4 separate regions of the Mus musculus genome follow, and regions 1, 3 and 4 are each linked to region 2. Evidence: chromatin loops called from intact Hi-C (ENCODE). Cell type or tissue: left cerebral cortex. All regions are shown on one strand. Each heading gives the region's core, and the rest is flanking DNA. Links, peaks and the distances in the headings are about the cores only. Region 1 overlaps Slc2a13 (solute carrier family 2 (facilitated glucose transporter), member 13). Region 2 overlaps Slc2a13 (solute carrier family 2 (facilitated glucose transporter), member 13). Region 3 overlaps Slc2a13 (solute carrier family 2 (facilitated glucose transporter), member 13). Region 4 overlaps Slc2a13 (solute carrier family 2 (facilitated glucose transporter), member 13).

The links. Hi-C counts contacts between places; a loop is a spot of excess contacts. Peaks named below come from ENCODE experiments on the same cell type or tissue, not always from the same donor. Only the 100,000 strongest peaks of a DNase experiment are listed, where the experiment ranks them.
Region 1: a loop joins it to region 2, with 4 times the contacts of the local background. A loop is called at or near these places in 4 of 42 quality-filtered maps.
Region 3: a loop joins it to region 2, with 8 times the contacts of the local background. A loop is called at or near these places in 3 of 42 quality-filtered maps.
Region 4: it touches region 2 in a loop (9-fold over the local background); 3 of 42 quality-filtered maps call a loop at or near these places.

Annotation. Positions count from the first base shown.
Region 1 is chr15:91,373,604-91,381,396 of GRCm38, forward strand. All of the region lies in intron 4 of Slc2a13 (solute carrier family 2 (facilitated glucose transporter), member 13), which reads right to left. Among named protein-coding and RNA genes, the nearest start is that of CN725425, 180 kb to the left of the region's middle. In left cerebral cortex, for the core only: no CTCF peak of the experiment used is centred there; DNase peaks (open chromatin) are centred at 3,725 and 6,151; H3K4me3 peaks cover 527 bases.
Region 2 is chr15:91,310,591-91,318,383 of GRCm38, forward strand. All of the region lies in intron 7 of Slc2a13 (solute carrier family 2 (facilitated glucose transporter), member 13), which reads right to left. Among named protein-coding and RNA genes, the nearest start is that of CN725425, 120 kb to the left of the region's middle. In left cerebral cortex, for the core only: no CTCF peak of the experiment used is centred there; DNase peaks (open chromatin) are centred at 4,030 and 4,491; H3K4me3 peaks cover 188 bases; H3K27ac peaks cover 1,035 bases.
Region 3 is chr15:91,441,968-91,449,760 of GRCm38, forward strand. All of the region lies in intron 3 of Slc2a13 (solute carrier family 2 (facilitated glucose transporter), member 13), which reads right to left. Among named protein-coding and RNA genes, the nearest start is that of Slc2a13, 130 kb to the right of the region's middle. In left cerebral cortex, for the core only: no CTCF peak of the experiment used is centred there; DNase peaks (open chromatin) are centred at 1,771, 2,946 and 3,618; H3K27ac peaks cover 1,952 bases.
Region 4 is chr15:91,433,722-91,441,514 of GRCm38, forward strand. All of the region lies in intron 3 of Slc2a13 (solute carrier family 2 (facilitated glucose transporter), member 13), which reads right to left. Among named protein-coding and RNA genes, the nearest start is that of Slc2a13, 140 kb to the right of the region's middle. In left cerebral cortex, for the core only: no CTCF peak of the experiment used is centred there; DNase peaks (open chromatin) are centred at 4,886, 5,141 and 6,358; H3K27ac peaks cover 1,371 bases.

The DNA.
Region 1 (7,793 bases), core at 1,578-6,577, 64 kb after region 2:
GTTTAAGAACTTGATATTTAAGTAAGAACATGATCTTGATCCTTTGGAATAGAAGTAGGTGGATGCATGTGAGTGCATTTTCAATATCGTTAGTCCCACAAAAGCTGCTGATTCTACGGTATGATACTATTCTTCAGAGAAGCCTATGGATATTAATATTCTAAGACATACCGAACATAAAGAAATCTCAGGAAACAATCATGACTATCCTTTAGCCAACAGAAACAAGACTTCTTTTTCAAACTCTAGCAGGTATTTGCACGGTAGCAGGCCTATATATTAAAATAATCATAGCAAGCTACTCCCCAGGGCAATCCAGTCCACTCTCACTCATGGTGAGCTCCATGTTGAACCTTTTATTTAATATCCTCGTTTTAATTAATAATAGCTTCCTTTAGGTTACATTGTATGTTGCACAAACAGAAACTCATAGTTCTCAAAGTGAAATGAAGCAGCCATTTGTATACAAAATCATTTACATAACACACCCTAAAATCTACAACTACCATCATGGTAACTGAACAAATTTGTGGCAAGAAAAAAAAAATCCCCAATGCTGGAGAGTTTCTTATTCTTGCCCATAAGGAGCTGATATGTGTTTTGCCTGAGACTACCCCACTTAGCTTCTGCTTGGGTCACACTCCCATTCCTCAAAGCAGACCATCAGCTTCAGGGCTGATTTCCTGTCTGTAAGAAGGAACTGAAGCTCAGGGCAGACCTGAATTCCTACTCAACCACACCCATGATGTCTGTCATCTGAAGGTGATTAGCTGAAATATGGATCTCACTGCTCCTGATATGGACTGCATTTATATGCAAATTCACACACACACACACACACACACACACACACACACACACACACACACCATACTCAGGAACACCCACTAAGTATGCAAAGCAGCAGGTAATTTCCCAAAGGTTTTATCTTAACTGGAAGAAATAGTTTCATTTCACCAGTTTCTAGGATAGTTAAGCCCCCCCCCCCCCTTCGGTCTGCTGGAACTTTGTTGCTGGGCAACCAAGAGGAGAAGGATAAGAGGGCGGCAGGAAGTCTCAGTTGTATTATTCAGGCCAAGCAACTATTAAGTCAGTTACTAAAACTTGTATTAAGGTGAGCAGCATTTAAAAGCACAGGGTTCCGCTGTCTTCTGGGACGATTTTTAATTAAAGGTCCATAAAGGTTCATCATGATGAACTTTTCTTCCCTCTCTCGTCAAATAGGAAACTAGACATGACAGTTATGAGGGACAACAAGCTGTCTCATTTAAAAGTGGCTTTGCTGTGCCCGTTAGAAAATAAAAATGAACATTTACCTATTTTTTATACCATTAACTTTTGTTGTTGTTCGGTGTTTTGGCTTTTGGAGAACAGGCCCCACTCTCTAGCCTAGGTTCTCCTCAAGCTCCTTCAACGCCCCTGCTAAGTGTACCACAAACAGGGGTTTTTGTATCTTAGCTTTCTCCTTTTGTATGTAATAAGTTATTCCATGGGGAAAATTAGGCAAATTGAAACATAAATCAGGGTTATATGTGCTTTAGTATATTATATGGCTTCCTAAAAATGCTTAATTGGTTGTAGCTATTAATTACATTTTAATAATCTTTCAGCATTTTCTTCACATTTTACACAATATATAAATGAGCCTTTAAGATAAGAAAACCATCCCGTCTTACAGCTTTTACAGGGAGAGGTATGTATTTAGCCTGTCAATTATTTATAAGTTCAGAAAGGCATTTGCACCCACTCAAATATCCCAGTCAGGACTTCCCCACAGATAGAGACTTTGGTCAAAGAAGAGGAAGGATGCAAAAGTCTGATTTACTTTTTAGGATGGGAAAGAAAAAAAAAATCAAAACCAGACCGTGTATAAAACGCAGGAAGAGAAGGAAGGGGATTCTATGGGGCAATGCAGAGCTGTACATGGCAGATGATATAGTCTGAACAGCTGTATGTGTGTGAGCCCTAAGTTAATCAGACTTGGGCTATCCAAATGAGATTTAAAAACTAACAATAATTATTTGTTCAAGAAATTGAGGATATTAAATAGTGAGTAACTCTTGAGGGGGGTGAAGGTAAATTACACTCGGTATAGAATGACTAATATTTACATATTTTCCACACATGGAAATCTCGAGCATGACAGAGAATAGGGAAGAAACTATTTAATGCTCCCTTTCACAGAGAGATGAAAGACTTTTGTAAAATCCCTTTCTTGTGCACACACGGCTGTGGGGCCAAAATGCATGGTGTTTCCCAACCTCTCGAATTCTGCTGCCAATCATTTCTCTTTGCTTCTAAGTTCTATCTTAAAGAAGCTTTTCCTTCTGAGATGGGCTTATTATATCAAAAAGATGGGGTTTATACTCACACTAACAAAAGTCACCTAATAAGTGAATACACCTTTTATTTCTCAGCAACATAGTAAGAAAGATAACTCCCTCTTACATTCCTTGAACTTGAAGCTCTTTGGTTTGACTACTGTATTACATGTCAATGCAATATGCACATGTAAACATGGTTCTGTTCAATGTAGTGTTACAATAGCATGACATAGGAAGGCTGGACATGCATGTTAGATATAAACATGTGCAAGAAATTAAATCAAAGCCCAAAACTGACTCTAAAACTACAGGCAGGTATTCATGTAGGAAGATTTTGAAGACAGAAATGTAGTGAGTATGATATACTTCCTATCTGTGAGTTCAGAGGGATCTAGGCCAACAGGTCTGGAATTGAACCTCCTCTTTAGCTGCACTGTGGGATAACTTTCTTCATCTCTCTAACACAGTGGCTCCCAACCTTCCTAATGCTGTGACCCTTTAATACAGTGCTCCCTTGCTAAAAAGAGGGAGTTTTAGTTCCTCTACTATCCCTCCTCATCCTCTCCTCCCCCACATCTTCCACTACCCCTCCCCCTTCTCTCAGACCACATTGTACTAGTGGGTGTGCCTTTCAGGGCCATCCATTAATGGAGCTTACCGGATTCACAGCTGGGTGAGACTAATGCTAACTTTTCTCCTCCTCCAGTATGGTGCTTAGCACCCTCAAGCCTTGTGAAGGTAGCCAGCAGCTTCTAGGTATCAGCTTGATTACCTCATGAATGGAGTTTATGGTGTCTTTAGCATTAGATTCTTACTGTCAAGTTCTACAAGGTAACCAAGAGCATTAGAAATATCTTGTAATGCTTGTGGGTCAATGGAACTTCATTGGTAAACAGTTTCAGGAGAAGTAACCTATTCCTAGAGCTGGGCTTTTTTTTGTTAGCCTGTTGTGTAGTAGGGGCACTGTTACCCTGTTACAGATAACACCGTTTAACTCTTTTTACTTATATGTACTGATATAGTTTAGGAAGCTGATACAGTAGTAGTTTTCCATCTGATTTTTTTTTAAAAGGACCTATTGTTTTTTTTCGCCACCAAGTATTACCCCCGCTACTGTCCTTTCTCCACCAAAGGTTATATAACCACTATCCGGACTCCTGTGAGTTCCAAGTGAGGCTCTGATACACAAAAAGAGACTGTTTGAATTTTTCCGAGAGAACATTGCTTGTGAATATGAATGTGCCTGCCTTCCATTACGTAGCTATTCTTTTCTGTGCTCTTGCACACCATATGTCACAACAGAGGAAATCAACAACCCTGGGAAGCCACGGAACACATCTGACAGCTGCAGGACTGGCTGATTCACGGATGGTGACAGAAAAACATTCACCACAACTGGGGACACAAAACGTGTGGACTTTAATGAGCCTGGCTACGGGGGGAGAAAAAAACATGTCCAACAACTTCTATTTTAATTGGAAGTGTCATCTCACAGAGCTGCTGCGAGTCTCGCACTATACTTTGTTATGGGTTCCTCAGAAACACCGCACATGGCAGGATACACACGCAAATGTCGGCCTTGGCAAGAACTCAGACCGAAATAACAATGGCATTTTGTCCTTTTCGGAAACTGCTACTGCCTCTTTATCTAACTGTGGGACGTTTGGCTCATCACTGCTATTCCGATACCCTCCCCATTTATAAGAACTATCAAGTTTAATTATTTTGTTGTTGGTCATTAAATGCAAACACTATTTCGGCTCAGTAATTGTGGGTTACTTATTTACTATATGTACATATGGGCATGCATCTGTCTGTGTGAATTTATGTGCATCGCATGTGTGTAGGGGCTTTGGCAGGTCCGAGGGAGTTAGATGCCTTGAAACTGGAGTTATAAGTAGTTGTGAGCCTCTTTTGGAGGGTGATGAGAACCAAACGGGGCTACTCTTCAATAACGGCGGTGTACTTAACGTGTGAGCCGTTTCTCCAGCTTTTAGTCTTGACTTCAACTTGTTTTCTGATTTGCGATAATTATATCCAGTGAAAACTGGAGAGCAAAGAATAACTAACTACAAGGGGGATTTCTTTGCTTTTATTTGACATATACATAAACATGTAAATATATATGTATATACACACATAAATATTTGATATATATCATATTTATATAATATTATATAAATTATATAATGATTATATATTGTACACACACATATATTATTCATGGGCATATATGTACAACAGAAATACAGACATCAGAGAAATGTCAGGAAGCTATACCTATGAAGTCTCACCAAGATGAATGCCAAAACAAGACCTGAACAAGGATAGCACTAATAGACTTGCTAACATGGAAGGGGAACGTTCTGGAGGCCTCACCTCTAGACAAAGAACTACAGGCAGGTGAGGAATGCTGACATCAGGAAAATCAGACTTCCCCAGGGAAAAGCACACCAATTGTTTACATAGCACCAAAAAATCAGCCCTGAAAATATACAATAAGTAGCAACATACAGACGAAGTAGATTATCTCTATTTATTTAGGTGAAGACACACACATGCACACAGACAGACAGACAGACAGACACACACACACACACATCAATTAAGGAAAAAGTGACCTTGAATTTGAGAGGGAGCATGAGGCAGAGGTACATGGCAGAGCTTGGAAAGGAAGTGGGGAAATGATATAATTATAATATAACTCAAAAAATTAAAACATCATGAAAGAATAAAGTAGATAAGACTGGATATCTGAAGGTTGTTCAATATATTCCTAGAGACCTGTATGGAGTGGCAGTCGAAAGTGTGAGCATCGGGCTGAAGTCACAAAGTGCTCTCCATTATGACAGAACCTCAAGTTCACATTAACAGCCAACTCACTGATGCACACATTAAACGAGGGCAGGAAAAGCCTAACAAAGAAATGCCAAGTGCCCTTTTCAATTGTGCATGCAGTCAGAACAGGGATATATTGGCCGACACAACCCTCAGGAGTCAATCCCACCCTAGCACAAGGTCAGAGGTCAACTGCATAGATAGATAGATAGATGCCTTTGAAAAAGAAACTTGTATGGAGAGTTTGCAAACTTAGCTCAGCAATTTCCTACTGCCATGCTTCACTGGGAGGTTTAAATTAGACAGTGATGGATGTTTGAGTGTTAGGCAAACAGTGCCAGAGTTTAAAACCATAAAAACAAAGCTGTTTCATCAAAGTGACAACCGAGGCCATTGCTAAGTTAAAAATAACCGTGTAATAGCTAATTCCAGGAGTCCGACGCTGGAAGGAGACTTCGCAACTTGAGGATTGCACAAGATATAACAAGCTCAACGACTCCATCTAACAAACAAACTTCTGATTCACAGCCCAGTTTTGATGGAAGAAAAAAATTAAGATTTGACTACTTACCTTAAATCAAAAGACAAAGAACACTCATTATTCCTGCCCAATTGAATTTTGTCATCAAAGGAGGAAGGACTACTGTCACTGAGGATCCTTGAAACATCCTCCCTTGAGAGCTAGAAACAATTTTAAGCCAGAAGTATCACACTAGTGTAGGTGCAAAGAGAAATCTTACACCAAGAGCCACGCCAACTTCAGAAGAATAAGTGATGGATGATCTTTAAGTTACAGGCTGTCTCAGGTGAGCCTCATCAGAGCAGGACTCTGCAGAGAACATCACGGGACACCATTAGACCAGAGATTGGATGTCCCTCTTGCTATGTTGTCATGAATAACTTTTCGGAGAAAGTGCCTTTTGTGCTAAGGAAAGTGAAAATGAGTTAACACCAACCCGCTTCTGCTGCAGTGAACACATCCGTTCTGAAGCTCTGTCCTTCACTGCCAGCTTAACTTTAGAATTACGTATGCCCATACTGTACCCAATGGCCTTCCAAAGTAAAATGCCACTAATGAGACGAGACAGAAAACAAACAATGGAAGAAACGTGAGCCACTTTATAAATTACCTTTGCATTTGTTAACTGTTTTCTAGGAACAGCAGCTCATACACGCCTGGCGCCCAGGGCTGCCCCAGCTCTCAAGCTATTATGTATTTAAAAGTAACCTGTGTCTCCTGGGAGAGCAGCCAGTGCTCTTAACTACTGAGAGACCACTGCAGCCCCTGGAGATTGGAATTAAATTCGTGTAAAACTGATGCCCTTATCCTCCCTAAAACCAACTGCACATCAGCAACTGCACCGTAGTCTCTCTTGATCCCTCATCTCTGGCCTCCCCAGAGTTCTGCTAGCATTGTGGCACTTCTTTCTGCACCCTGCATGCTCTCAACTCTCCAGGCGGAGTGCTGTCCACTCCTCAGAGCCTACCGCCTCGATCCGTTCTTAGTGAGGGAACATCTACCTGATGGTCTCTCCTTCTGACTCTTCTGTCGTCTGGTCCATGTTTTATTTTTCTCTGCACCATTGATTACATTATGAAACAAGTCGGTCATTCTGTAACTCTACTGACACAACACCCATAGAAAGAAAAAGCTACACGATGCATCCTATACACTGAGGATCAAAGGACCTTGCCCATTAAACTCTGCTCTACCCAGGTGGACGCACACGTACACATTACTAATTACATCTAAGCAAGATGCAATTATTATAATTGTTTAAGTGAGGATGATACGCTAAGATACTTTTAATGGTACGAAACGGACACTAAACTTACTTTTAGGAGCTGTGCTCTTAAACTTTTGAAACTTTTCCTGGGGAAACCCGAACAAATGTCTACTTGCTCCAGAGAGGGCACCAACACCAAACCAAAGTAACAACTCAAGTGAAATCCAATTTGGTGAATCAATAAGTTTACTGGACTCAGTTACTGGAGCACAACTAGGGGATTAATTATAGCAGTATCTATGACTCACAGGCAGCTGCATCATCAGAGAGCATCCTCCCCAGTCATGGGTGACCAGTCCCCAAAGGCAATCCTGGACTTCCATGCATGACATGTAGGTAGCTCAGGTGGTTGGAGAGTCTCCTAGTCCCAGAAGTTGTTACTACTTACACAACCATAGGGGAAAGGATTGTGAATCCTTTATGTTTCAGGTACTTCCTGAGTTTGCTTACATAATGAGTCTTAGGGAACGTCCCTCTAGAAATAAAAGTTTCATTTCTGAGAGAATTGTTACACAGCACCCAACCTCATTCTTAATGACAACTTCATGATGCTCCCTGAGCCATGGAGAGGATGATTATAAATATCTAATTATTTTCTTCCACCTATGGCTGAATATTTGAGCCACTGTGCCATAGAGATAGTAACTTAGACTAAGGATCATGGCTAGCCACCAGCCTCAGCAGTGTAAGACCCATTGTGAAGAAAAGGTCCCTTCCACGACTGGAGGCTAGGATCAACAGTGATGAACATAAGCACAAATGTCCAGAAGACAGCTTGACAGATCACATTCATTCATGAGAACGTTAGCACCGAAAGCCTATGACCTCCTCAGCCTTGTGCTTT
Region 2 (7,793 bases), core at 1,063-6,062:
GGGACAAAGAAGGTGGGGTATGAATATACACAAATATGTCACATACACAAATGAAAATGTCATAACGAGAGCCATCACTATGTGTAGATCGTAACACAGAATAACTCTGGCCTGGTAACGTGTCCATTGCTCAGCTGTGACACAGTGACTGTGGGCCTGTGGCATTGCCAACAGGTTCTCATTCTTTAGCACATAGGTACGTCTAGTTGACCTCCTCCAAGTCTTGATATGGAGCTCTCCTGTCTCCGCTCAGCATATGACAAAGTTCTTAAACATATTTCAGAAACTTAAATTCAGTGAATGTTGGAAAGTTTCACCCAGATGACAGCTTGTTCCACAGGAAGGCTGTAGAAGACACTGCTGGGCTTTACCGAGGTATAAAATGCTGACTTCATGCCTTGATTCTACTGAGCGTAAGTGAATCGACTGTCATAGCCAGATGATCGGGAACTAACAGAGGCCAGCACAGCCAAGTAGGTCTCCAAAGTTCTCATGAAAGCAATAAGGGAATTGTCGAATGCCAGCCCCAGTTTTCAGTTGTACACAAAGGAAACCAAGTAGTACCTTATAAAAGCAGGACCTCGCCCGAAATGATGTGCACGCTTTGACAAACGGATGCATTAATGCAGCACCCTATGCCCTCATGCCTCATACCCAGGGCATTTAGGATAGTTTCAACCAAGATTAGCATCTGTTACTGTCCTCATGAACCTTAACAGTATATAAAAGAAATCCATGCTTTTCACACGAGTTTCAGAGTTTGTAATGGACTTATATCAAAGTGATGAAGGAATTCTACATTATTTAAAAATATTCTTTAAAGGTGACAACATGCAATTGCATAAAATTTAGTCAGTGTCCAGTATATGAAATATTCTGTCCTATAGCTTATCATAAACATTTTTTCTTTTCTTTTATTGAATATTTTCTTTATTTACATTTCAAATGTTATCCCTTTTCCTGATTTTCCCTCTGGAAGTGCCCTATCCCATCCCTCCTCCCCCTGCTTCTATGAGGGTGTTCCCTCACCCACCCACCCACTGCTGCTTCCCTGTCCTGGCATTCCCCTACATTGGGACATTGAGCCTTCACAGGACCAAGGGCCTCTCCTCCCATTGATGCTTGACAAGGCAATATTCTGCTACATATGTGGCTGGAGCCATGTGTACTCCTTGGTTGGTAGTTTAGTCCCTGGGAGCTCTGGGGGTGGGGGGCTGGTTGGTTGATATTGTTGTTCTTCCTATGGGGTTGCAACCCCCTACAGCTCCTCAGTCCTTTCTCTAACTCTTCCATTGAGGACCCCGTGATCAGCTCAATGGTTGGCTGTGAGCATCCACCTCTGTATTTGTCAGGCTCTGGCAGAGCCTCTCAGGAGACAGCTATATCAGGCTCCTGTCAGCAACCACTTCTTGGCATCCACAATAGTGTCTGAGTTTGGTGACTGTATATGAGATGGATCCCTAGGTAAAGCAGTCTCTGGATGGCCTTTCCTTCAGTCTCTGCTCCACACTTTGTCTCTGTATTTCCTCCCATTAGTATTTTATTCCCTGCTCTGAGAAGGACTGAAGCACCCACACTTTGGTCTTCCTTCTTCTTGAGCTTCATGTGGTCTGTGAATTTTATCTTGGGTATTCAGAATGTTGGGCTAATATCCACTTATCAGTGACGGAATACCATGTGTGTTCTATTGTGATTGGGTTACCTCACTCAGGATGATATTTTCTAGTTCCATCCATTTGCCAAAGAATTATACCTCAAGACACCTACCAATGATACTTCATAAAAGACAGAACTGTTTTTTTAAACTCACATACTTTCTTGCATTTTCTTTCTCGATTGTCTTTGTTTCTAAGAAGCGTACATGGCAAATAACATCTTAAGGTATTTGCCACAGGGCAGTAACTTTATCCATGCACTGTGATGCTATTGTCCGTCTCTAAAATTATCACCTTTTAAATATACTTTCCTAGCAATGCAATAGGATAAAAATATTCCCTTCTAAGAGACCGAGGCTTTTTCTGGACTCACAGAGAGAGTTCATACACATTGAGGTTACTTAAGACCACTATCCTTCTATGGATGTTTGTTTAATCTAACCTTCAGAGAACAATGTAGTAGCTGACCTTCCTTGTCTTGGATTTCCAGTGTAATCGAAGCACACAACCCAAGCCAAGGCATCACCATGATCTTGCTGTGCTCTCCCACGCTCCTGATGCTGAATAATACATGTATGTTTACATGCACATCACTCGCTGCAAAAAGCAAGTAGGTTGGCTATCCATCATAAATATTGAACGTGACACTTGGGTATCACTTGAGAAACAATGGTGTTTCTAGTGCTGTGTTGTTGCCTTGGTCAGCTGGGATCGGTTGGAGACGATGACCTAATCCCTTCTAAAACTCTGATAATATTTCTATCATGTCTTCTTCATTTCTCTTCCATGTGACACTTTCTGTGCTGTGCACTAAAAGAAAGAGTAAAGCCCTCTGCTAGAGACAGCCATACCCAGACAGACACAGAAGGACACACATAAACTCAGGCAGGTTCACAAGATAGCGTTCCGGCAGGCACAGATTCAGACTCATACAACAGAGAGGATGGAAGACCGGGAGAGAAGAGGAGAGAAATCTCATCTGGGCTCACTCTTGGTTAAAAGGCACCGAGGGCAAGTGCTCTGATTTCTTCCTGAACGTGGCACTGACACACTACTGGTGGCTGGGTGTCTGCTACTAGTGTGTTCAAACCAATGGCATACTCTGATGGCATGTGCATTATGTCAAATATGATTTCAGGAAACACTACGTTATAAAGTATAAGTATTATATAATTGTGATCAGTTTAAATTGGGCTGTTATAGACCCAATTTAATGTAGGCCAATTAAAAATCAGCCACCAAACCCAGACACTATTGCATATGCCAGCAAGATTTTGCTGAAAGGACCCTGATATAGCTGTCTCCTGTGAGGCTATGCCAGTGCCTGGCAAATATAGAAGTGAATTCTCACAGTCATCTATATGATGGAACACAGGGCCCCCAATAGAGGAGATAGAGAAAGTACCCAAGGAGCTGAAGGGGTCTGCAATCCTATAGGTGGAATAACAATATGAACTAACCAGTACCACCAGAGCTCGTGTCTCTAGCTGCTTATGTAGCAGAAGATGGCCTAGTTGGCCATCATTGGAAAGAGAGGCCCATTGGACTTTATATGCCCCAGTACAGGGGAACACTAGGGCCAAGAAGAGGGAGAGAGAGAGCGTGGGTAAGGGAGCAGGGCAGGGGGAGGGTATAGGGAACTTTCGGCATAGCATTTGAAATGTAAATAAAGAAAATATCTAATTAAAAAAAAGAAAATAAAAAAAAATGTAGGCGCTATAGCTCTTGTATTCATGAACTTCCAAATGCCTTGTCTTGGATGGTACATGCTCTTCGGAGAATTCTTTGTTCATCAGAACTTTGCCTTCTCATCCCAAGCCATTCATTCATGTTCCTCCCTACCTAAAATTCTTCCCGACAGCAATAGTATGCAAACCCATATTATGACCTTCAGGAACATCTTCAGAATAATTCCGCCTATCTTTCTATAACTGCTAATACTTCCTTTGCGGTCCTTGATTTTTTATTTTATTTTATTTTTTTATTTATTAGCTTGCTCTTGTAACTCAGGATTGCTGTTTCCACAGCAGAATCTAACATATCTTGCTTTAAACAGCAGTGGAATTCAGTGCGTCTTTATCAGCCAAGCAAGGGCAAATTATGCCCAAGTAACAAAGTCTCGGATTCCACGGTGATTTACACAAAGCATCCAGCTGAGAGCCCCTCCTCTCTTCACGCTATAACCACAGTACCTGCTCTATGGGGCCACGGCCAACTTTAGAGGAGGATGAGAAAGCGTATGTGAAATTCTGGCGAAAACCTTGGTCTTAAAACTTTGGCTCAGAAATGACACAGATTGCTTCCGCTTTCTTTTACTTGGCCAGAGTAAATCATGTGGATAAGGCTGAATTTAAAAAAAAAAAAAAAAAAATGTTTCCCAGGGAGCAGCAGCAGCTGTTTTTAGCAATAATAAAATCATCACACTTGCCAGGAACTGGAGAGAGCTGTAATGGACGGAATGAAAACAGCCATGTGGTAAATTTCTAGCCGACTTTTCCGGCCCAGGTGTTAACACCAAGGTGGAGCCGGCTGGGGACTTTCTTCCGACGGTGGGCGTGTTTCTACTGTGCATCGCTGTGTGTTCTGGAGTCACACTCTGGTTCAGGTACCAAAAGGGTGCTCACCTACCACCGATGCTGCCAGTTTGAAGCCCACACTTATGAAAATGAACAAATACGAATCCAATTTTCCAGTAGGGCGTGGACAATGTGCTCCAAGCCAGACCCCACTGTCACCTTCAGCCATTGTCTTCACTGCCGCCTTTGGGTTTGGGTCATTGGGCGCTTTGCTGAACCAGTTCTTACTGAGCCGCAATTCATCACTGTGAATTGATGCTAAGGGAGATATAGCATCCAAGCCCTGTCTGGCTCTCCTTCTTCCAAAACAGACTTACAGATGCCAAATCTTCCCCAGTGAGAAAGAACTCATAAGCTACATTTCAAAGGCAGTGCAAACTGAAGAAGACACTTGAAAATGTTAAAAAAAAAAAAAAGAAGAAGCAGATGGGCTGTCTAAAAATGGTTTTTTTTTTTTTTTGCAAAAATCAGAAATGTTTTTTGCAATGTGAACATTGCTACTTTAATAAAATATATGAAGTGCTTACTAGAACAACTTATTTGAACTAGGAAATTAGATAAATTATTCAGAGATGTTTCGTTTTTTCTACTTGTTAGTACTTTGCAATACAACGAGTAGAGGACATAATATACATAATTGTTACAATGAAAGGCTCTTATGTTCTTGGTCTTGAATTAATAACTCAAGATATGTGATTTCTGAAATTATTGTACATAGATGACAACTAAGTACTAATGATCTAAAAACATAATCTGACATACAATGCACGCCCAAGCAGTATAACTTTAAGTAGATCAAGATATTCTATATCAGACACTTTACTTCTCTGTAAAGTTTAGGCTAGCAATATTTAATTATGAATTATGCTGTTATTAGGAATATTGCTGGAGGATTTTTATCCCATATGTGAATAATAACAATTTATTAATCTCATAGACACATATCCATAGATACTATGTTTCATTAATGGTAAGTTTCTTTTTCTAAATTCATAACCGTTGCATCTTTTGAAACCATCGTGTCAAAAGGTCATAATAGGAAACTTGCTTTCGTCCTCAGCAAGCTCTGGACTGTGTGTGGTATTACATCACAACTGCAGACTCGGAGATGACTTGGCACACAGGGGACGCTCGGAGGAAAGGCCGAATGTCTTCCATCAGCTTCTTAAGTATTTTTCTTGTAGTTTGGTTTTATGCAATCCAGATAACTTGTTTACATTTTATTAGAACATCCTTTAGCATTTTAAACTCCTAGGTAAACGTCATGTGTTAATTAAGGTTGTATGATTGTCATGTTTACTTTCACATTCTTCCTCCTTAGGAAATATTTATAAGAAGGAAGCTAGAATGAACTCATTAGAACCCTGCATCCTCTCCTTTGAAACCCCAACTCACTCACTGCAAATCCTCTGAGGTTTTTTCACCATTGTCCAAAGCATTAAGCATTTTGAATAGGACAGGCCACAGCCATGGAACGTGGAGTCCAAACACAGACATCCAAGCACGGACAACACCCATGGGACCTTGCAATCATTAGCCATGTTATCCCAGAGTTCAGATGATACCTGCTGGGGCATTTCTATCTGGACTCTGAGATCTGAATTTGAGGCTTGCCCTCACTTAGGATCAACTGTCAGAGAGAGGCTGTGTTTTTATTCCTAGAGATACTCTGCAATATTATTGTGAAGTGAGCTTTGTTCTAAGGGCTATGAGGGCTCTGCACCTTACAGAGACAATGTCATCTCCTCCTCCTCCTCTTCTTCTTCTTTCTTTTTCTTTCTTCTTTTACATTGTTATTTTGTTTTGTTTTGTTTTATCCTGGAAGCCCCTGGACTGGGGTGCATCCCAATTATCAAGTATCAAGTCCTGTCAAGTCATGCCTTATAAGTGTCATTGAATTGTTGTGGCCATACCAGTTCTCATGTTGGTATGCTGCCACAAGGTTAGCGGTGGGTAAAAACTTTGTTTAGTAGGCTATTCTGACAGAATGCAAGCAAAAATGGACTGACATCTTACTTGGACAAGAATGATGACTAAAAAGCCGGGCGTGGTGGCGCACACCTTTAATCCCAGCACTCGGGAGGCAGAGGCAGGCGGATTTCTGAGTTCGAGGCCAGCCAGGTCTACAAAGTGAGTTCCAGGACAGCCAGGGCTGTAAGAGAAACCCTGTCTCGAAAAACCATTAAAAAAAAGAATGATGACTAAAAATGAGGCAATGAGCAATGAAACAAGAAATTTTCAACCCCAGGCAGCAGGCCAAGGAAGAGAAAGCCACTAAGGACATCAGTGCCCTAGTGTGAGATGCAGGCTTAGTAGTACATTTTGTTCAGGCAGAATGCAGAGCCAACAGGCTGCATGCTATATCAAAGCTTGGCTGTGAGAAAACTCTCTCAGCTGAACGAACACTGTGAAACAATGGACTGCCAAAGAGGGACTCTATCCAGCTATTCTGGTGTTGCTAATTACAGAGCTAAAGCGCTGTGTTACAGGAAACAAATACCGAACCACTGTGCTAGGAAAGTGTCCCTCATCAATAGTATTTTTAGTTAGCATTGAAATTCCAGAATGGATTATTTATGGTTCTGTGTAGATAGAGAATTGGGAGGTATGGAGGAGGATGTAGAGACGCACAGGAATAAATGAGAACCTTTCTATGCATTTATCAGTTAGATAATGATGTTTATTCTAATCTACATAATGCTCCTGACATATCACACATGCATGCACATGCACACACACACACAACACAGACACACACACGCACCTGTTTGGGACATTTCTACATTATTATTAGCTGTCCTCAACTATGACCCTTACACTCCTTAGATACCCTCTACAGAAACACCTTGCTCAATATGGTGGCTACTCTCAGTTTACAGATGGGAGGGGATGGTTATAGAAGACCAGATGTCCTAGTGCTAATTAAAGACGTCCATCATGTCCCTAACTAGGTATCTTCCCAGTGCTGAGCGGCAGCTGTTCTGAAAGAAGTGGACATACTTCTGAATCCGAGGTCTTGCCTGCCTAATAGAAATGACACTTGAAGATGTTCTGAGCTGGTCCTAGACTCCTTTTTCTACAAAACGTATTTAGGGAGCTTCAAGTGCATTATGCACTCAAATCTTGAGCGTCAAAATGCCTGTTGTCTGTTGCATGTCTTATCATTATAAATATTGCTTGTGCCTTTTTCTCTTGTCTTGGACAGGATTGTACTCCTAGAGTGTTCTTTATGTGTACAGAGCTTTCTAAGGACTGACAGCTCTTGAATTTCGTGCCTTCCTGTGTCTGACATTACTCCTTCTGCTTCTGTCAGTGACCTTCCATCGATTCTTCTTCATACTGGTTCTACTTCTTGTGAGTGTGTATAGCTTTAAACTTTAGCATCTTGTCTTCCATTCTTTTAATAAAGATTTACAGGCATGTACACACGTGTGTGTGTATCATGTGTATAGGTATCTATAGAGGCCAGAAGAGGCTGTCAGATCTCTGGGGCTGAAGTTATAGGCATTTGTGAGCTCCCAAGATTGGACCTGAACTTTGAACCCCTGCAGAAGCAGCAAGC
Region 3 (7,793 bases), core at 478-5,477, 130 kb after region 2:
TGAACTACCACAGGAACATTAGGTATGAACTAGATAAAGTGATGTGGAGTTTTAAATGTTGACTTGACAGTTTTCATTTAACTGTGAGTGAACTAATCCCTCTCATACCCTCCTCCCTCCCACCTTACATCTCTGTTTACCTCCCTTAAATTATATGCTAATGAAGAAGGTCCAATAGATATGAGAAGGTCACCTCTGTGTGGAAGAATAGGTAATTGCTTAAGGAGCAGGGTTTTCTGTGGACATAAAGAGACAGAATCCATCCAGCCTGGAAGAGGCTGACTTGTAACAACAGTTGGACTACAGAGGGAATGATCATAACCCAGGGACTTGGGAGTATGGATAGCCTTGGAGAAAGCTTGCATTTAAGGCTATCTATCACAAGAAAAGGATCCAGCCACAGTCCCTAAGATGGAGCACAGAAATGTTAGAGAAGAAACAAAATTACATAAGATGGAGACAAACAAGGGGGTGAAAGCTTTAAATAAGAATGAGCCTCAGTGCCCATAAATTGATGAGTGGATGATGAAAATGAGGTACATTTAAATTCAGGGGTGGATATTACCTTTTTAGGTGTGTGTGTGTTTCATTTCAAATACTTAGAGGCTAGTGACAACCATTGAAGTAGGAGGCTCAAAAAAAGGGAGAGAGAATGCAGCATTATAAGGGGATAATAGGCTATAATGGAACAAGAAGAATTACATTTATTTGTATATATTTATATATACATTAAAGTTTTTAATATAGTTATACTATGACAGGGGGATAATACTCCAACTAGACACTAAACATTCTCCACTCAATAAAACAAAGTACCTCGGAACCACGAGCATGTTACTTCATTTGAGTTAATAGAGAATAGGGATCCCAAAGGCTATTGGCCCTGCTCCTTGATACCCTCAAGGACCTGATATTAGGACCCTACTGTTGAAGATACAACTTATTTGAGATATAAGCATAGAGAAATCAAGTGGGTCGGGCAGTGGTGGCCCTCGCCTTTAATTCCAGCACTTAGGAGGCAGAGGCAGGTAGATTTCTGAGTTTAAGGCCAGCCTGGTCTAGAGTGAGTTCCAGGACATCCAGGGCTATACAGAGAAATCCTGTCTCAAAAAAACGAGAGAGGGAGCGAGAGCGAGAGAGAGCAAGAGAGAGCGAGAGAGAGCGAGAGAGAGCAAGAGAGAGCAAGAGAGAGCGAGAGAGAGCGAGAGAGAGCGAGAGAGAGCGAGAGAGAGTGAGAGAGAGCGAGAGAGAGCGAGAGAGAGTGAGAGAGAGCGAGAGAGATCAAGTGGTTACAGACCCCTACTGGCTTCCCTTGCAATGAACTGTAGTATTTAAACAAACCCTTTCTTCTTTCTTCTGTTGCTTACAGCCATGGCGTTCATCACAGCAACAGAGAAGCAAACTAGGTCAGAAGTAAATGTTCAGCGATGCATATGTGCCTATGATTTTGAGTTGCAAATAAATGTCACACCGCATTGTTACGTGCAAGCACTGGGTAGTTAACGTGTGATAGAAGCACTGTGCTTCCTACCGCGCTAAGGTTACAAAGCACAATAGCTCTTGCTTCAACGGTGACACCACCTTAAGAAATGTGAGTCACAGAAAAAAGCCCTGCTGTCAGAATGTCAACTTTACTTGGGAGCTCACTTTTGTCTTCTAATAGGGCTGAATACAGGACCTGAAATAGCTGCATTGTTAAAGAATCCCACCAGATTCCTCTTACGACAGCAATGAACCAGTCCAGGGACATATCTGCCCCCATGTGAAGCATCTGAGAAGAGGGTGGGAGGGAGTGCTGCTGCTTCACATCATCACACACTGCCATGCCTCCAGTTTTTACCAAATATAATTTATGACCATCATCGGGTATCTACGCAGATTGGTAGACTCAGAGAAATTAGGCAAGACTTGCCTAATTTCTTGCCTTCCATGAGTCTATATGGCAGATACTGCTCATCAGGCAGACCATGACGAGAACCACCCCGGGCCGGAATTCATCACCTGAGAGCCGAGCAACACATTTTCGCTCAAGTGCACCACAGGAAAAGCATCTACCAAATTCCATGACTCATGGAGGCCAGTCATGAGCTTTCATAAAAAAGTAAGTCAGTGCTCCTAATCTGCAATGGTTTTAAACTACAGTAAAAACGTAAGTGCAGCATTTTAGCTAAGATATTCTCACTGTGTACTTTCTACCCTACCAAATCTAAAACTAGTGTCTACCAGGAGATTTAACTAGTGTCTCTTAATGCTTTCTGGTCTTAGTGTTAGAAAATAACATCCACTTATGGAGAAAGCAATGCTGTCTTTCTAGCACAGCATTGAGACTGCATACAGTATACCATGTTATTTTCTAAAAATTATATATATATATATATATATATATATATATATATATTGGTTTTTTTCGAGACAGGGTGTCTCTGTATAGCACTGGCTGTCCTGGAACTCTCTGTATAGACCAGGCTGGCCTCGAAATTCGCCTGCCTCTGCCTCCCAAATGCTGGGATTAAAGGCGTGTGCCACCATGTCCGGCTATATCTATATCTATATCTATATCTATATCTATATCTATATCTATATCTATTTCTATTTCTATTTCTATTTCTATTTCTATTTCTATCTATCTATCTACCTGTATGTATATATGTATATATGTATATGAATATATATATATATATGTATGTATATATATATATGTGTGTGTGTGTGTGTGTGTGTATGTATGTATATATATATTTGCACTTTGAGACAGGACCTTACTGTTTCCTTGATTGGTCTGGAGCTATTTACTGATGTGAGCCTTGAGACCATGGAAATCCTGGTGTCTTTTATGTGCCAGGCTAACAGGCATGTGCTGCCACCCCCATGTTAACACTGGTGTGCAAAGAACCAGGAAGGAAAACCACGCGAACAGCGCAAGTAATTTTAGCTAAGTGACTGACTATGTTTCAGTTGGACAGCTGGGGTAAAGGAAGGAAACAAGAAGGTCAAAAAGAGGAGGCTAAGCATGAACTCACATTCATTCCACCCTAGGAGACTCGAGCAATGTAAACAAACTGCCCTTCCTCCTGGAAGGTCTGTCTTCGTGGTATAAGAGGGGATAAAGGCTCCAAGCAGCTATGTATTTCTTCAAAAAGTACAAAGCAAGTATGCAGCAATGTCTGCTCTTATGACCCCAGGCCCCAAAGTCCCTCTCCTTTCCACATACATGTCAGACTAATTTCCTGCAGAATCAAGGAACTGGTTAAACAGACCAGTTTTCTCCATTATCCTGAATGCCACTGCCATCCTCAGTTCTCAGCCAGGGAGGAAAAAATTTCAATGGACCGAACCTCTTCCAAGACTCAGCGATGCTTCTACCCTCGCTATATCAGGAGTAGTTAAATAACATGGCAAATTTTTGGAAAACTGGGTCGGAATGAATAAACCTGTGTTCTGCAGACTCATCTCAAGGGCAAGGTCAACATCATTTTAACAACTGTGCTCCACCTCCCATTACATCTGTAATTGTTCCAGCACTACCGCCCTAGCAGTGCTGTGCTCCGGACGCCCTCATGGCTTGCAAGCCTTCTTCTTTTCTAAGTATAGCTCGGATTTGGCAGTGTGGGCATCCGGAAGCAAACCTTGTTCTAACAGGGCTTATTTAGATGAGCAAGAACATTTCAAGCAAAACAGAAAGGATGCCAATAAACCACACACTACGCCAAGCCACTGCTTATTCAGGGCTGAGCTGCTACTTTTTATGCTTCCCCTGACAAAATGCCCACTACACTAGCATTCCTTATATGCCCAGTCAGTCATCCCTCAGCTGAGTTACTACCCTTCAAGAGGATCCATTTCTACTCTCTAGTGGTCTTACGACTACTGTCCAAAGACCGTGAAGCTAGGATTGGCATGATCCTGAAGCTCTGTGAACTCAGTGCTCACTGTAGATCCAATATTGCACAGAACTGACAAAAGGTCGCATCCAATAACTCTTTTACTTTAAACTTAGTTTTACAATAATATCACAGAAAATAAATTTACTATCACTATATATATATATATAATAAATTTAAAATCTAAAGTGAAATTACTGTTAAACAGGCTATTGTTGGCACTTTAGATCTTTCCTTTTATAAACTGGGTTTATTTCTTTTATGTGGAAGCACAAAGCACACATATACAGGTCAGAGGACAACCTACCATTATCAAGTCTTGTATCCACCATGTAGAATCTGAGGATCAAACTCAGGTTATCAGGCCTGCTGAACCATATTGCTAATCCTACATCTTTATTTATACATATATAAGAATTATATACAAAGTACTTTTGAAATTATAAATCAGGATTTTTTTCAAAGTTATATACCCTTGACTACATGTAATGATTTAAAACTACATATGGGTTTAATTTACATTTCATTTAATAATGTAAGAAGAAACCATCATTTTCTAATACAAGTTTGGCATCTAATATTTTAGAGAATTCCTGACTAATGAGTCTCAACTTAATTTCTAGAAGTAATTCAGTTACTTGCTTCAGCATTTTTCTTCAAAAATAACTGAGAGCACTTGGGTTTCACTTTTGTTAACAATACTAGAAGATTTTTTTAAAGACATGTTTTAATCAAGATAGGATAGAAATTTCTGACAAGATTAAATTACATTTAAAAAGAAATGGAAAAAGTAGATTATATTCTTGTACATTTCCTTCAAAGAATCACTTTATAAACAAGAAGATAAGTTCATTGCCTTGTAGTCTAACTCTGAATGCATTATGTTAAACATAGTATGTATCTAGAGTGCACAAATCCATTGGCTACAGATCCTTTAAACCAAGACTATGTTGACATGTATTTGTTTGTTTATTGTGTATGGGTGCCGGACATGTGTCATGTACAGGTAAGAGGACAACATGCAGGAGCATTATGTGGTTTCCAGGAATGGAACCCAAGTCATGAGACTTGGGGTTAAGCTCTCTTGCCTGCTGAGTCATATTACTGGTTCATCTATTAAGGAAATCTTTAAGTCAAAAGTTTTATTTAAATAAGCAGAGTCTGAGAAAGCACAAAGGAAGGATACTTTCCCAATATCTCCTGCAAGGTTCTAAATTACAGTCCTCTTCTTGGTCTTAAGGGACTTATATCCCAACAAATTCCCATTTTCGAGGTATGTCTTATTTCTTTGGAAGCATATGCCTGTCAGCTTACAAGTCCTTCTACCATTGTTTTGAAGGAAGTCTACCCACCTGCATTCTAGATAAAAAGCTGAGGCCCTGGGAAGACAAATGTTCAGTCTGTGTTGTTTATGAGGGACATAAATAATTATTATCTGTTCCCTTTTATTTTTGTAAAAACAGTGAAGCTAATTTTTCATTTCATATTTCAAAACACCATGTAAAGGAGACACTACACACACTTAGCTAAGACAAGTGTTTGCAGAGGAATAAATATATATTCCATAGACCATGCAGAGCCCACAAGAAGAAGACAGAGACTTCTGCTACTTACCATGATAGCTCAGTGGCCAATAAAAATTTGATTTAATCTCATTTGAAATTCACTCTTGGCTTGCATTCTTTCTTATATTTAATTTAGAAAAATTAAGAAATGCCCACCAACTTTATCCCATAGTCACAATTCTGCCTTGGAAAATTAGCTTATATCTTCCTGTTTTGAATAGCCGTGGGTTGCTTGCATTTTGATGCTAATTCGTCTCTCCTGGGAAGGGTTGAAAACTAATGAGTAACTCAGGTGACTTCTTGTGCATAAGGAGCCAATCACTGGGCAAGTAGGTGGGACTTTGGGGATGGACAGAGGAAGAGAGGAAGCAAAACAGAGTCAGGCCCTTTTTGGACAGGGATAGCTTGAGGACAAGATGTAACTCCAAGTGTCTCCTGATAGATCCACCACTGGAGGATTTAGATTCAATAAGGCTTACAAGATTAGGGTTTTAATTGTTGTGCCCAACGATTGAATTACCATTATTTCTGAGCTAAGTTTGTGTTGTGTTTTCCTTCACACAGTGGCTCATCTGGGTTCAAGAGGGAAAGGTACAGAGGCAAAGCATGGGTTTGCCTGATGTGCACCACAAAGGTCATGGGGACTTTAAAGCTGAGGGTTGGCATGGTAATGACCCTCCAGAGGGAACCTAGAGAGCTGGGTAGAGTCTCAAGGAGATAAAAACAGGTCACCCATTGCCTGCCAGTACATGGCTGGCCAGGTCGGTGGGGCAGAGAGCAGGTTCTTGGAGTTTTTAAAAAAATATTTCCCACAACATCTTCCTATGGGAAAAGAACAGGTAAACATATCACCAAACATTAATCAGTTAATATCCCTCAAGTTTAAGAGTAGAATTAATCAGTGAATGTTACTTATAACCAAAATGAGATTATTCAAGCATCAGTAATACTTTAAAATGTGATCACTTGTATAGTGTAAACACACATGTGCATATGAACACATGAACTCACATACCTACTACCTACTACCTGTAACTTCCATCATATACCTACTACAAAAGGAACATCCCAGGACCAAAGGCATCCACATGGCTAAAGACCCTCAAGGGAATATAATTACAAGGCCAGGGCAATATGACACCTCCAGAGCATAGCTACCACTCTACAGTAAGCCCTGGATACCCTAACACAACCAAAGCACAAGAAAAGGACCTTAAATACAATCTTATAAAGATGATAAAGACATTTAAAGAGGAAATCGATAACTCTTTTAAAGAAATATAGGAAAATACAATCAAACAGGTATAGATCTTTAAAGAGGGAACAAATAAATCTCTTAAATAAATACAGGAAAATACAATTAAGCAAGTGAAATAAATAAATAAGACTGTACAAGACCTGGAAGTGGAAGTAGTAGCAATAAAGAAAATGCAAACTGAGAGAATCTTGGAGATGAAAAAACCTAGCAAAGGGAACAGGAACAACAGATACAAGCATCACCAACAGAATAGAGCAGATGGAGGAGAGAATCTCAGACAGAGAAGATACAATGGAAGAAATTAATACATCGGTCAAAGAAAATGTTAAAACTAAAAATTCCTAACACAAAACATCCAGGAAATCAGGGGTACCATAAAAAGATCAAGCCTAAGAATAATAGGAATAGAAAAAGGTAAAGAGTCTTAGCTCCAAGGCCCAGAAAATATTTTCAACAAAATCATAGAAAACTTTTCCAACCGGAAGAAAGAGATGCCTATAAACACACAAGCTTATAGAATAACAATTAGACTGGACCAGAGAAGAAAATCTTCCTGCCACATAATAATCAAAACACAAAACCTATAGAACAAAGAAAGAATATTAAAAACAGCAAGGGAAAAAGGCTAGGTAAAATGCAAAGTCAAACTTATCAGAATTACACCCAACTTCTCCCCACATATTCTAAAAGCTAGAAAGGCCTTGTCAGATATCTTGCAACCTCTAAAAATTCACGGATACCAACCAAGACTACTATAACCAGCAAAACTCTCAAAATTAATCACCATCGATGGAGAAAACAAGATATTTCAAGACAAATCCAAATTCAAACAGTATCTATTCACAAATCCAGTCAAACAGAAATATAGAAGGAAAACTCCAACCAAAGGACGATAACCACAAGAAAGCACAGGAAATAGGTAATTCTAAAACAAGGAACATACTCACACACCACCACTATCAACCATAAAAGTAACAGGAATTAACAATCTCTAGTCATTAATATTTCTCAACATCAATGGACTCAATTCTCCAGTAAAAAGACACAACCTAACAGAACAAATGGCAAAATAGGATCTATTATTCTGCT
Region 4 (7,793 bases), core at 2,667-7,666, 120 kb after region 2:
TTGTGAAGAACAACCAATAGCTTTGGCAATAGCCTGGGTTGATCAACATTTCCCATGGGGCCTTTGGCCAACAACTGGTTTAGATCTATTCTGAGAACTAGAGTTTAATTTATGATTCTGTTAGTTTGGGTTCTCTTTCTTTCTCTCTCTCTCTCTCTCTCTCTCTCTCTCTCTCTCTCTCTCTCTCTCTCTCTCTCTCTTTCTTTCTTTCTTTCTTTCTTTCTTTCTTTCTTTCTTTCTTTCGTTAGTCGGCCCAACAGTCATTCAATCCTATTTATCTTCTTAAGAAACCAGTTCCAATATTTGTGATTCCCTGAGTTTTTTTTTAATTAATTTATGTTCTGATTTTTGTTATTCATTCCTGTCTACTGGATGTGGCTTTGGTTTATCTTGTTTTGAAAAACTCTCAAAATGACTCATTAAGTCCTTTATTTGTACTCTTTCTGGGTTTTTTGTTGTTGTTTTCTTTTGTTTTGTTTGAGTCAAAGTTTTCCTTTTAGGACTGTTTTTAATGTATCTCAAAGATTTTGTTGTTTCCCATCTTTATTTAATTACAGGATTTAAAATTTTTTCTTTCTTGATTTCTTCTTTAACCCATTCATCATTTAGTAATGTGTTGTCTCTGTGAGTTTATATAATTAGTGGAGATTTGATTTCGTTGGTGATTCTAAACTTTATTGGATTGTCGTTAGTATTTTTGAATATGTGAAGGCTGATTTTGTGTTGTGGTATGAATTCTATTTAAGAAAGTTTTCCATGTACTCTCAAGGAGAACGTATATCAAGTAGAATTGTTTGCCAATACCTAAGACCATTTGATATACAATGTCACTTAATTTTGAAACATTTTTCTTTTAACTTTCTGTCTATCAGTCTTTATTATTACTGGGGCTGAGTTTAATCTGAGACTTTAAGTTCTTTATTAAGCCTCTTATGAACTTGAGTGCACAAGAGTTTGGTGCTTATATGCTTAGAATAGTAATGTCTCCTTGGTTAATTATTTCTTTGATTAGACTTAAATTATGTGTAGTTGCTCATCTATTCAAATTGAGTTTAGTTTCAAGTCTATTTCATCAGACTTTAGCACAACAACACTGGATTGCTCTCTGGTTCTGTGGGCTTGGACTACTTTCATTTCACTTTAAAGTGTTGCTTTTTTTGAAGGTAAGATAAAACTTTTGAAGACCACAGAAAGATAGATTTTTTTCTTTATTCAAATAGCCTGTGTCTTTTTATTAAGGCAATGAGCCTACTAATATCTAAAGTTATTGAAATGTATATATTCATTTCTATCCTTTTCTTTAATGTTTGTGTCCATGGTCCTATTTTGTGTTTCTGTAATTATGGCTTCATTTGTTTTGTTTGTTTGTTTGTTCATCTTTTTTTTCCCCTATAGTCTCTTGGCTAGGCTTATTCCTTGCTGGGAGCCATCAAGGAGAAGCTAAAAACTAGCAATTGATCTTCCTGAGATGGTTCTGCCATGGACTAAAGTTAATGATGGATTTTTAAGACAAGGCAAGAAGGATTTCATTTTAGGAAAGATTTCTACATATAGGAAAATCATGTTAATAGCAGGAATATGCTATGCATATCCATTAAGAGTAATTATCTATTATTAGTATATGTATTAGCATACACTTATGAGCAGGTCTCTGAAGAACAACAAAGATGCACTGTCTTATAGAGAGGCTACATAGACAAATAGATAATTTCTTAATTCTTGATGTTGATCCTGTGAGAGTTCCTAAAATTATATTAGTATTTACTAAGCTCTTTTTTTAATAGGACTGCTATTAAGTCCTTTCTGATGCCAAAACTACAATGAGAACTCTTCCAGTCTTCAAGTGTCAGGAGTTAGTTGCTTCTGAGATAGCAAGCAGGCATCTACAACCCAGAGCACATTTCAAGAAGTTATAAAACAATTAACCAAGGGTCATAAAAAGGGAACTAAGGATTTACTATATGTGCAAGGATAGAAGATAAAATATTGACTGGGTTTATCTATACAAAACTTCACTAATAAATTAGTCACAAAAATTATGGTTTCTAACTCTCCATGAACCTGTAGGGAAGGTAAAAGAGGATGAATGTTTAGCCAGATAATTGCTTTTAGTGGATATACATGTAAACATTCTCTGTTGTAAACTTCTTAGTCAATTTTATGATTTGAATTTATGTGTAAACTTGTAGTGATCTTTTTAGCATGTGATCGTGTATTCTGAAATATGTATAAGTGCTGAGGACAAAGAGAGAGGAAAACTTTTTAGACAGAGCTGAACTCTGGAAGAATTTAGAAGTAAAGGAATTGGGAGAAAACGCACTGGGAGAGAAGGCATTAAGTACTATTATTGTTACACTTGAGCAAGAGTAAACAGCAAGAAGAGAGCAGAGGGTACATTTTAAGAGAACAGGAAAGAACTTTCTTACAGAACTTTCTGGAGAACTTTTTAGAGAGAACTTTTTGGAGGAGCACTTTTGTAGAAACTTTTAGGAGAACTGAAGAACTTAGAAGTAAAGGCTAAAATCACTTTTCAAGGTGTTGCTTTTTCTTCCTGCAAAGTCACCTAGTAGGCTGGGAGTTAAAGACATGCAGTTCCTGTAGAGAGAAAGAACAAAGGCTATTTAATCCCTTTCTCCTCCTGTTATACTATGAGGTGCAGCTTTGGGTCTTAGAGAAACCCAGACAGGCAGGTCAGCTACAGAAGCGAAGTGACTTAGACTTAAATTAGGTAAACACTATATTATTATACAGCAACCCTAATATCTTGTGAGTCTTAGCCCCACTGTCTCAAGAGGAAGAAGAATAGCTGGGGCTGGCCTCTGGCACTTCCTCTCTTCAGTCTGAAGGACTGCTTCTAGTATTCTCTATTGGAATGGTGGACATGGATTGTTTGGGTCTGTTTATATCCTTGAAATTTTTTCTTTCTCCTTCAAACATGGCCAATAGTTTGACTTGGCACAGTGATCTAGTTTGGCATCTGTGTTGTCTTAGAACCTGAAGTTCGCTTCCCTATGCTCTTCTGTCTTTTAGAGTTTCCCTGAGAAACTAAATGTTACTCTAATGGGGTTTCCTTTATATATATGACTTTGTGCTTTTTCTTCTGAAGCTTTCAATGACCTCTCTTTCTTCTACACATTTAGAGTTGTAACGATATGCTACGGGGAGTTTCTTTTTCACCACTGTCTACTTGGTGCTCTGGGTACTTCTTGTAGGTCTATGCAAGTCTTTCCTTAACTTAAGATATTTCCATGATCGTGCTGAAGGTCAGGTCTAAGCCACTGACTTGGATTCTTCACCTTCAATGACAGTAACTCAAAGACTTGGTCTTTTCATGGTGTCTAACAATTCCTGCATATATCTATCTTGTGCTCTTAAAAATATTTTTCATATTCATTGCTTGAGTGGTGAAGTCTTTAATTTATATTGAAGTTCTGATATTCTATTTTCTACGTAATTCATTCTACTTGTAAGGCTTTCCCAGAGTTTTCTAATTGAATTTTTTAAACAGTTTTTTTCAATTATGTCTTCATTTCAGCTTGAATTTCCTCTTCAATATTTCTTATTACTGAAGTGTGTTTTCAAATCCTGATTTGTCTTCATCATTTCATTCAGATACATGCTTGTCTTTTGTTAGATATTGTAGTGCTACATTATTGTGAAAATATGTCATACATTCTAACACACTAGGACTTTTGCTATCCCTCACAACCAAAATTAATAACATTATCTTGAGGCCATGTAAGACTTAAGATTGCTATCCTACAATGTTTTGAGCCTGTTTGCCTAACCTGTCTTTAAGAGAACATAACAACGAATGCTCCATGTCTTGAATTTCCCATGTAGTTAGTTTTTACAACTTAAGCTAATACATAGGTGTAACCCTAAGTTATATATTTTTCCATGCTCTTGAGCACCGATGTGCATGCATGTGTGCACACATATGTGTGTATGTGTGTGTGTGTGTGTGTGTGTGTGTGTGTGTGTACATGCTTGTGTGCGTGCTTGTGTTTGTTGTGGTAGTCATTTGTTGAAAGCAACAATTATTAAGCAGCAACCTTATAAAACAAGTATCAATCATAAATGGTGAAAGCAGCATTTGAATATTACTCAGTGGCATCTACTTTCTTGTTACCTGTGTCAGTTTCAGTCAGTGAAGTTTAATTCTCTTGTAACACCCTGTTAAAGGCTTCTGTAAGGAATCCTTCATTCATTCTCCCATGTGAGGCTTTCTATGCTGTTAGCTTAATACAAAGCAAACACTCTTTGTTAAGGACATGCAGACACCCAGGGGCGCAGATCACAAGACAAGAATCAGGCGGGTGCAGATTCCCACTCATACAACAGACAAGAGACAATGAAAGGCTCGGGGAGAGAAGCAGAGAGCACAAATCTGGATTTGCTGATGATAGAAGTACTCCAAGGGGGACGCGCTTTACATTTTCCCTCATTAGTGCAATATAAACACATTATGGGTACGCTGAGGTTATTATTAATAGGCTTAGTATTCGTTTTAAGTTCATTTAGTTGTTTATTCATGTCTTCTTTAAATTTCTTGAATTCTTTGGTCAAATGTATGGTTCTTTCTTTAACATTCTATGTCTCAGAGTTCCTATGGATAATTTTCAGAAGATAACATTTTTATAGGACTCATGAGTTGGGGGCAGGGTGTCATACTATCTTGTCCTCTCATAAGATGTCTGCTTTCCTGATTGACCTGGGCATATGGATTCTTTTCCTGTTTGTGTATCTAATGTAAGGGTCTGAGCTGCCTCAGGCTGCCTGGTTGATGACTAGCTAATGCTAGGCTTAGGAGTATGCAGATATCACAGACAGGGTTGGTTCTGAGCAAACTTACCAAGAAAAGCCTGGGCATGAGCTGTGAGTCTGGTGCCAGGCCTGGGAATGTAGGCGATGGAACAGCCACATTTGGGTCAAACGTTTTTAACTGTCATTATTTATAGTCAAGGTTCACATAATAAACATTACACACCAAATTAAGATGATCACCACAGAGTTTACAGTGGCATGAACTGAAAAGCAAATTTAAGGTCTTTCCACAGTGGTAGAGCTAATTCAGATGTGGAGATTTTACTCTGATGTGTGCTACACCCACCCCACACTCCACCCCTCAGAGTCCCCCCAAATTGCAGCTCAATAGTCGGTGGCATCTTTCTTTTAATCAGTAGAATTCTTTCTTTTCTAAAGTTAAGTTCTCTGCCATCTGATGTGAACTCCCTCCCCGCTACTGCATCTCCTCTCCAAACATTTTAAGCCCCGAAGCACTTGGTTTAAGTGGGCCTTCTCCAGAGAGCAATACTTCAGATAAATCAATATCCAAATGCAGTTTTCTCACATCAATAAACGAGAGTGCATTAGTTTTTAGCTTTCATTAGGATGCTGTTTTTAATGCAAAGAATTGATCCTTTTTACTAGATTCATCTGGTTAAAGACTCATCTTGTTAACATTATGTAATACTGAAAAGTACAAAGACAGCCATGCGAGAGTCTGGTTAATGCCAATCCATTCTGGATAATCTCTTAAACTCTCCGTGATTCTACATGGGAATACAACAATTTTTACAATTTATCCACTCAATAAAAAGTTAATTTCGAAAATAGATTTTGACAAACTCTGACTAAAAGAGCTAATGGCGGACATTAGTGAGGCTCCATGTTTTGCCAAAAAAAACAAAAACAAAAAACAAAAAACAAAAACCAGGTTTAGGTTTAACACAGAGCAATGCAAATAACTGTGAAGAATTTCAGTGGCCTTTGCACTCTAAGGGCAATGCTCAGAGTTCCTGGTTGGGGAGACTCATTCATTTCCTTCAGGATCACACCAAAAGATTTATGGTGAACTAATGATACCTAAGAGGTATCATTGTATCTGAAATAGTTCATCATGGAGCAAATGAATACTATTGCATAAACAAGCCCGTATATCTAAATTCAAAACAAACAAAAATCAAACTAGCAGAACCCCAGTGGAGAACAGACCCCCATGTCAAGCACCCCTATTGATTACTCATTCAGCTTACTAAATCTACTTTGATGGCACAGCACAGGCTATACCCATCGCTGCTTTGGTATGTCGTTGTACTGCAACCAATCAAGAATAAGAATTCCAAAGCTATCCTACCAGATGCCTCTACTTTAAATGTCTGTGGGTATCTAATGTTATTTCCTTCGCATTTTTAATTTTTTATTGCTTTTCATTAGGTACTTTATTTTCATCTCCCAGGCATGGCACAAAACATAATTTTACTTGATGTGGTTTGTACTGCACTTCTAGATAAATATGGCTCTCTAGGGATGAGGTCAGTATTTTAGAATCTGCATATGGCAGTTTTATTTTGGGGCATGTCTGCAGCTACCATATGGCCAATGGCAATCTGTGAAGGGAGTCAGGATGTGTCTATTTAAAATACCGACTAAAATTGGAGTTTCCACTCAAATGCTCTGGAACAGATTTTTATGAATGTTAAATCTTATTTTGACTTGTAAAAATTCAACCTGACCACTGTAAAATATATAATGAAATGCATTTTTAGCATTTTCATTGATTACATCCTTGTAATGGATGTATGTGTGCATGCATGAGATATTTAACAGTTATATTTTTACCAGAGATAATAAGTTATTCACTTTCCTGTCCTATTTGTTCACAACTTACATATACTGTAATTGAGTCCATCTCATGATCTAATTAGTCTCTTATGATCATTTGTCTCTACAGTTTACAAAGAACTGAAGCAGTGACTAAGTACCTCTCATATCCAAAATATCTGTCCTCCAAAGTCCTTCCAAACACCAGAATTCTATGCCTATTGAATGAAAAGCTTAGTGATATATATATTTAAAATATATGGATACTTATAAGAAACAGACACAACATGTCTGATATGTAAGAGCTTATGAAGCATGGCTATTCTAAATTACTTCCACTCATTATTCACCAAGTTACTATAAATGTTTTCAGAAAATAGTGATGAACAATTTTTCTAACACTTTCCTAAAAAGCACTATTCATAAATATTCTATTTAGAGGACTGTTGTAAAGTCCATTTACTATATTCGTGTGTGCCCATTTGGTTTTGTTTCAATGCAAAGAGGGAAGGAACTGATGAAAATGATGTCTGAGGGAGTTGAATAGTGTTACAAAGACCAAGGAATCAAATTTGGTTTTAACATAATAAAGAACTAACATTTAATATGCTCAAGGTATATTAGTTAGGGTTCCCTAGAGGAATAAACTTAGAGAATGAATCTATCTATATAGACAGACAGAGAGAGAGATAGATGGACAGACAGAGATAGAGGTCCAGATAGAAATACAGATAGAGATAGAGGTAGAGGTAGAGATACAGAGACACATATGGAAAGGGGTTTTATTAGAATGGCTTACTGGCTGTGGTCCAGCTAATCTAACAGTGACTGCCTACCAACAGAAGTTTCAAGAATATAGTAATTGTTTAGTGTCGTAATACACGAAGGAATGGAAACATCCGAAACCCGAATAAATATCTACTCCACTAAGGATAAAGCACTATTCTTTCTACCGAGGAAGAGGTCTAGTGTAGTCAACCTGCCAACAGGTTACTGGGTGGTCTCTGTCCCCACCCCACCCTCAACCCCCCATGAATGGCACCATATCTGGAACTCAGTATTGGTTTCTACTGTTGGAAAATTTGGCACTCAGCAGCAGCTGTAGCCAGGTCACCCTTGGGGATTTGGGATCCATGTTGTTGAGCCCATGCATAACTGGATCTTAGCCGCCATGGCCATTCCGTTCA